Regions from separate parts of the Homo sapiens genome. Here region 2 is linked to region 1. The links are chromatin contacts, found by Hi-C in ENCODE. All regions are on one chromosome and are shown on one strand. Each heading gives the region's core, a stretch centred on a gene start or an enhancer-like site at or near the end of the contact. The rest is flanking DNA. Distances are from core to core; before and after follow the strand shown. Region 1 holds the start of EIF2B2 (eukaryotic translation initiation factor 2B subunit beta). Region 2 has its middle 29 kb from the start of FOS.

Region 1 (3,741 bases), core at 901-3,400:
TACCCACGTTGGCCAGGCTGGTCCCAAACTCCTGACTTTCAGGTGATCTGCCCACCTTGGCCTCCCCAAGTGCTGGGATTACAGGCATGAGCCACTATGCCTGGCCTATATACCTTATTTTCTTAATGACTTGATATATGAAAAAATAACGACAATATCCAAAATTGGCTATAATATGGTAAATGCTAGCCAGCATGTAAATTGATACAATTTTAAAGACATTTAAAAATTAACACACAATTAGCCAGGCATGGTGGTGTGTGCCTGTAGTCCCAGCTACTCAAAAGGCTGAGGTGGGAGGATTATTTGAGCCAGGGGAGGTTGAGGCTGCAGTGAGCAGTGAGCATGCCACTGCACTCCAGCCTGGGCAACAGTGTGAGACCCTGTCTCAAAATAAACAAACAAATCAATAAATAAAAACTAAAACACAGCAAAATTGACACATATTTTATGGCTTTTTAGAGCAACTGTATTTTCAACTTCAATTTCTGATGCTCATTGCTAATACATAGAAATATAGTTTTTGTATCCTTGCTAAACTTATGTTCTAGGAGGTTTTGTTTTTGTTGCTGTTGACTCTGGGATTTTCTGTGTACACTATCATGTCTTCTGTGAACAGGGACAGTTTCTTTCCATTCTGTATGCTTTTTCTTTTTCTTGCCTTATTGCAAGGGCTAGGACTTCACGTATAATTTAAATAGGAGTGGTGAAAGTAGACATCCTTGCCTTGTCCTGATCTTAGGGAGAAAGCAATCTTTTACTGTGAAGTATGATTTTTAGGTGTAGGATTTTGTAGATACCCTTTATCGAGTTCAGGAAGTTCCCTTTTGTTCTAGTTTTCTGAGAGTTTGTACCATGAATATTGAATTTTGTCAAATGTTTCTTCCTGCATCAATTGACATGATCATGTGGTTTTACTTCTCAGATTGTTAATATGGCATATTACATTGATTTTTAAGTGTTTAATCAGCTTTGCATTCCAGGTTTATGTTTCACTTTGTAATTACATATTATTCTTTTTTTATGTATTGCAGGATTTGATGTGCTAATAATTTGTTGCAATTTTTGCTTCTATGTTCATGAGAGATATTAATCTGTAATTTTCTTTTCTTTGTACTACCTTTGGCTAACTTTGGTATTGACATAATCTTTTTGGAGGGCAATTTGTTAATTGTAACAAAAGTCTAAAATGTGCTCGCCTATGGATTCCACTTTGAAGAATTTATCTTAAGGAAATAGAGATTTCTATTACACACATACTTTGGGTTCAGGTAGACCTGGATTTAAGTATGAACCCAATCCTTTATTAACTGCTTAAATTCTGTGGGTCTGTTTCCCAATCTGTAAAATGGGGATAAGAGGACCTATTTCAGACCTTATTAACTGAGACAATTCACACACAGTGCCCAAGAACCAGTAAGCTTTAAGTAAATGGTAACTCTTGGTATTATGTTATACTCTCTGGCCTCTCTGTAGGAGGACAATTCTGTCCAAATCAGAGGATGTCATCTTTGCTTCTGTATTGGCTCCCACTTTGAATCTCCTTAATCTTCCTCATCTCTAATTTCGCCGTCTTCTGTTAGACGTGTTAGGCCTTGAGAATACAAAAGCAACAAAAGATATCGTCCTTGTTTTCAGAGACATGAACCTCCTAGACACAGGCGCAAACGGTACCAAGCAATGTAACAGAACAAAAGTGAGACGTCTGCCCAAGGGGCAGCCGACCCTGGACATGCATTCAGAGCGTCAGTGTCAGCTGACACTCGGGAGTGACAGCTCGGGCAGTCACCGAGCTGGGAAGACAGGAGGGAGTGCCGCAACTTCTTCAGTGTAGCCTTAAGTCGCGGTGAGGGGCGCGTAGAGACTTGCTGCTCCCATAGCAACGGGACCAGCCACCCTCTACAGGCCTGACGGGTTACTTCCGTTCACCGTCGGCTGAGCCAAGAAAGGCCGCTTCCGATCCTCCAGCCCCCGAGGCGCGGGGGCGCGCGGACGCCCGGTTATAACTGAACAACCCGAGCCCCACGTCTCTGATTGGCTCAGGCAGAGGAAGGGGGCGGGAGATCGGCAACGAAGGGCGTAGCCGGCTTCCACTCAAACTTGAGGTTTCCCCCCATCCCCTCACAGCGGAAGCCGACCTCGCCCGCCCCGGAAGTGCAAACTGTGTGGTCTGGCAGGTGTGGATTCCGCCGGTGAAGGCTGAAGGCAGCTACCTTAAAGATGCCGGGATCCGCAGCGAAGGGCTCGGAGTTGTCAGAGAGGATCGAGAGCTTCGTGGAGACCCTGAAGCGGGGTGGTGGGCCGCGCAGCTCCGAGGAAATGGCTCGGGAGACCCTAGGGTTGCTGCGCCAGATCATCACGGACCACCGCTGGAGCAACGCGGGTGAGGCCGGCCTGCCTCCGCCGGCGAACCTGGCCCCTGTCTGTTCCCGATCCCAGGGCTGAAAATTTCCCAGGCCTCACTTCGCGTTGGCTCCTCTTATCCTCTCTCTTTTGGACTGTAGGGGAGCTGATGGAGCTGATCCGCAGAGAGGGCAGGAGGATGACGGCCGCTCAGCCCTCCGAGACCACCGTGGGCAACATGGTGCGGAGAGTGCTCAAGATTATCCGGGAGGAGTATGGCAGGTCAGGCTCACGTCCTGGGCTCCTGGTTGGATCCAGTGACACTTTTTGCACGGGCCCCTCTACCTGCTCGGAGACTTTATTGGAGCTGAACAGCCCTTGTTACCTGCCTGACCACTCCTCCCCACCTCTCTCTTTGGGTCTTGTTGCCTCTATAGACTCCATGGACGCAGCGACGAGAGTGATCAGCAGGAGTCCCTGCACAAACTGTTGACATCCGGAGGCCTAAACGAGGATTTCAGCTTCCATTATGCCCAACTCCAGTCCAACATCATTGAGGCGATTAATGAGCTGCTAGTGGAGCTGGGTAAGAGGCCTGATCGCTGGGAAAATGGGACTGGTCACAGGCACATAAGGGAACAGAAGCCTCTGAAGGTTGTTCATTAGCAGAGATGGGAGATTAGCTGTCTTCTGGTTCTCAGAGGTTTGTCCTCCTTCCTGATTAGGAAATGTTGCAACAGGTGACAGGACCAAAGTAATCCTCTCTACTTTTCCTTACAGACCAACCCTTGATAGACTACAGATCTGTGGAGTGGAACAGACTCTATTAGGACAGAGTTTTATTTTCATTGTAAAGAAACAAAATGAACTCCCTAGAGAGCCAAGGTCGATAGACCTCCTTCACTATCTGAATTTTTATACACACGTACACGTATACCATTTCTATCCCCCTTGTCATTGCGGTCCAAGTGACTTGCAGATATTCATTGTAATCAGAGGATGAAGAAGCTGCTTCCAAATTGCTCCCCCATTTTTTCTTCTCTGGCCAGTCTCTCTCATGTAGAAGTGTTGTGGCCACCTTTTGGAGGAAGACTTCTTTTAGGCCGAAGCTCTCTTTACCCTATTCTCAGCACTTTAGGATTTCCCAGATTGCCATTCCTTGGCTGAATCTACTGTCTTCAAAATCAGTTGTAAGGAGCTCTGTAGTGACAGAGGTGGTTCATAGGTAGGGGTACTTCTGGAAGAGGGCAGGCAGAAAATCCCAGAGGAGTGGGGCTTTTAAGAAATTGTGACATAGCTGGGCATGGTGGCTCACACCTGTAATCCCACAACTTTGGGAGGCCAAGGTGAGTGGATTGCTTGAGACCAGGAGTTCAAAACCAGCCTGGGCAACATAGT
Region 2 (3,741 bases), core at 615-3,114, 250 kb after region 1:
TTCCATAGGAAGACACCACGGGGGTTCCAACTTGGCCACAAGCAAAAACAAAACGTAACCCTGAAACCTGGTAAATAGCAATATGCAGAAAACTGTGGGCCATGTGGTTGCTTAGGGGTGTTTTGATCATCTTGTGCAGCAATTTTCCACCTTAAAGTCATCAGACTAGTGGCTATGTCCTTTATTTTCGAGTTGCTGGAACCATTTCCCACGAAAGATTTAGAATATAATAACGGTGATAATAACTATGGTAGTTCTCATGTGCCAGGGACAGTGAGAGGTGCCTCACATGCCTCTAATTCTGGGGTAAACGCTCCAAGAATGATTCCCATTTTACAGATGAGGAAACTGAGGTTTGGAGGAGTTAAGATAATTTGTCCAAGTTACTTTAACTGACGGAGATGGGGTTTCATTCTTTCTTTCATTCATTAAATATTTATAGGTCGCCTATTTATTAGGCTAGACACTACAGAAAGATTGAGGGTTGAAGGCAGCTGAGCTCAGAATGAATCCCACTTGCTGAAAATAACCTCTGTGGAGAAGCCACATTTGGAATATTTATTTTGAGTTTTCTTCCTTTCTTTTTAGAGACAGGGTCTTGCTCTGTTGCATAGCAGTGATAAAATCATAGCTCACTGCAGCCCCAAACTCCTGGCCTCAAGTGATCCTCCTGCCTGTGCCTCCGCCTCCCGAAGTGCTGGGATTACAGGCATGAGCCACGGCATTCGGTTTTCTTTTATTTCTTCAGACTTTAACATTTTTATTGCATTTTATCTTTTCCCCTGGTGCTCCTCAGCAGGATCTAGACTCTTACTGAGCACAGTTCTATGCTGAGTGCTGGAAGGAATACAAAGCTGTATGAAGGCCGGGCACGGTGGCTCACACCTGTAATCCAGCCCTTTGGGAGGCCGAGGCAGGCGGATCACCTGAGGTCAGGAGTTCGAGACCAGCCTGGCCAACATGGTGAAACCATGTCTCTACTAAAAATACAAAAAAAACAAACAAACAAAAATTAGCTGGACGTGGTGGTGGGTGCCTGTAATCCCAGCTACTTGGGAGGTTGAGGCAGGAGAATCGCTTGGACCCAGGAGGTGGAGGTTGCAGTAAGCTGAGATTGTACCACTCACTCCAGCCTGGGCGACAAGAGTGAGACTCCGTCTCAAAAAAAAAAACAAAAAACAAAAAACAAAAAGCCGCATGAAAAGCTGATCCTGACTTCTGGGAGCTTGTAATTCAGTTTGGGAGACAAAGCCTATGCAATAAAACATTTAAATAATAACACAAAATAATGCATAATTAAGTGCCAAAGTAAATGGTCCAGGTGAAAAAGTTCAGAGGGATGAGAGGCTACTTTAGGCTGACACGGGTGGGGCACTGGAACAGAGGAGGCAGGTCTTTGAGGGACAGGCAGAGTAAAGAGGACATGCTCAGCTGGTATGCAGGAGAAAAGGGACAAAGCACGGCATAAACGAAAGTGTAGAAAGAGGAGGAATATGCTGATGCAGTATGATCTGGTGCATAAACTCTCAGTTTCAGCAGTTACATGGTCCTGGGTGTGAATCCAGCCTCAGCACCTTTCTACCTGAGTGGCCCTACATCAATTATTTTACTTGTATTAAGCCTCAGTTTCCTGATCTGCAAAGTGGGCATAAAGAATGAAACCATGCAAAACAAAGCAGCATCTGGCACAGGGCCAGGCCTCAGTGGCAGCTACTGCTATTATTATGATCTCTTTGCAGGGGGAACCCTTGCAGCTGTTCCACCTGAATAGTGGAGAGAGGTGTGTGGCCACGCTGAAACCTGAAACCATAACGTAAGAGCCCAAGGGAGACTGGAAACTCTACAGCCATGAACTAAAAGCAGCGTGTGTCAGCCGCAGAATCGGATAACACAACCAAACCACAAATGTGCCTGCCGCTCAGGCTTTAAAGTTCTACAGCAGAGCAGGACCCACTGTGACTTACTTTGTGTGATGGAGTCAAACCACATTTTTTTTCTTCTTTTTCTCATCAGACTTCACAGGAAATATACGTCTTTGTTCAGATTTGAGATAAGGTACCCCTTCACCTTGACTCTCCTTTGCGGCATGAACTCACCCATTAAGTTGCTCACTTTCTATCCTAGGCCCATATCATCAGCCACTTATATTTAGTAGGCATGTGGGTTTGTATTGCTCTTATGTTAGAGGTGGAATCAAAGCTTTATCTATTAAGACATGGTTTGTAGTCAGACTGAGATGACAATCTAAAAAAAGGAGGTGAGAGTCTCCCGGAGGATACAACCAAGTGGGGTGGATTCTGTTGAAGGTTGTTTATTTTGCCATCAGTAATCCCCTACAATGCTGTTGCTCAATAATTATTTTAGGTCTCATGACTTTCAACCTAACCTCTGTGCCCACAGAGAGAATCTATACTGAGGTGTTGACATGATTTCTTTGCAGCTGTTACAAATTAATAGCCTTGGCTCCCTTCGCATGTTGAACCATTAAAATTGTGAAGACAATTGGCATTAAGGTATTTCTCAAAGACCCCTCACCCAGTCTAATGGGACCTCTGTCCCGTTCCAGGAGTGCCTATTCCTAGATTTCTTTTTTATTTATTTTATTTATTTTTTGGTTTTTCCTTTTAAGCCCAAATCTCCCCATATAGGACTAACCTACGGGCCGACACGGTGGCTCACACCTGTAATCCTAGCACTTTGGGAGGCCGAGGCAGGCAAATCACCTGAGGCCAGGAGCTCGAGGCCAGCCTGGCCAACATGGCGAAACCCCATCTCTACTAAAAATACAAAAATTAGCCAGGCATGGTGGTGCACACCTGTAATCCCAGCTACTTGGAAGGCTTAGACAGGAGAATGGTTGAACCCAGGAGGTGGAGGTTGCAGTGAGCCGAGATCATGCCACTGTACTCCAGCCTGGATGACAGAGCAAGACTCCATCTCAAAAGAAAAAAAAAAGGACTAACCTAAGAATTGATGGTAGGAGGGCATGGAAGGAGGAGTACAAACAATAGCCCAGTAGGTTGTAGCTTATAGCCAGCGTTCAATAAACTTATCTCAGTATACTGAGAAGGAAGGAAGCAAATATATAATAAACCACCACCACGTTAATGCCTACTGTTTGTCAAGCATTTGCCATCCACACACCTTATCTTGTTGTCCTCCAACAACAGTATAAGGAAGGTAGTATTGGTGTGCCCATTTTGCAGAGAAGGAAACTGAGGCACAGAAAGATTAACTCGTAAGATAAATAGTTTGCAATGAGTAGCAGAGCAGGGATTTGAACCCAGGGAGTCGAGCTCCAGGGCTGGTGTTGTCAAATGCTACTAAGATATGTGTATTTTATCAGGAGGAAGCAGAGGGAGAAGAGGCACTGTAAAGAAATAGAAGGGTGTCTTGGGAGCTTAAGCTTTGGCCTATAGCACGATGCTGTCCCAGTCACAAACAGAGCCCCAGCCCAGATGGACAAGGCCACATCCTGACAAATACCCAGAAGTAAGACAGTCACAGTTTTGTACCCACTCTCTGTCCCCATCCTTTGCTGTTCTTGTGGGGCCAGCCAGGTTCCAGCTGAGTTGTAAACTTGTAGTATGGCTCTAGCTAGCCTAAGGGATTAGTGGAGCCATCTCTGGCTCATTGAGCTCCAGAGTGGCCAGTGAGAGCCTGGAAGTTGGATCAGATGACACTTCTGGAGGCATGGGCTATGGTCCCAAGGGTCCCCAGTAACTGGACAAGGGCCTTGGA

What was found. Hi-C counts contacts between places; a loop is a spot of excess contacts on that map. Pooled maps may share reads with other maps.
Region 2: a pooled map shows a loop between it and region 1 (5-fold over the local background). The contact joins the enhancer-like site here to the promoter of EIF2B2 in region 1. A Hi-C loop is called at or near these places in 1 of 168 maps with a recorded cell type or tissue (naive thymus-derived CD4-positive, alpha-beta T cell), 1 of 37 single-sample maps with no recorded cell type and 8 of 50 pooled maps.

Annotation. Positions count from the first base shown.
Region 1 is chr14:75,000,771-75,004,511 of GRCh38, forward strand. It overlaps EIF2B2 (eukaryotic translation initiation factor 2B subunit beta), which reads left to right and starts at 2,151. Exons shown (of 8, transcript NM_014239.4): 1 at 2,151-2,383; 2 at 2,505-2,625; 3 at 2,781-2,929. The coding sequence starts at 2,221. RefSeq lists enhancers at 1,698-1,787, 1,829-2,509.
Region 2 is chr14:75,247,792-75,251,532 of GRCh38, forward strand. No RefSeq gene overlaps it. Among named protein-coding and RNA genes, the nearest start is that of FOS, 29 kb to the right of the region's middle. RefSeq lists enhancers at 1,967-2,136, 2,337-2,456. Within about 2 kb of position 1,865, at least 10 of the 41 ENCODE cell types and tissues checked have a DNase peak (open chromatin) inside an H3K27ac peak, as active enhancers do.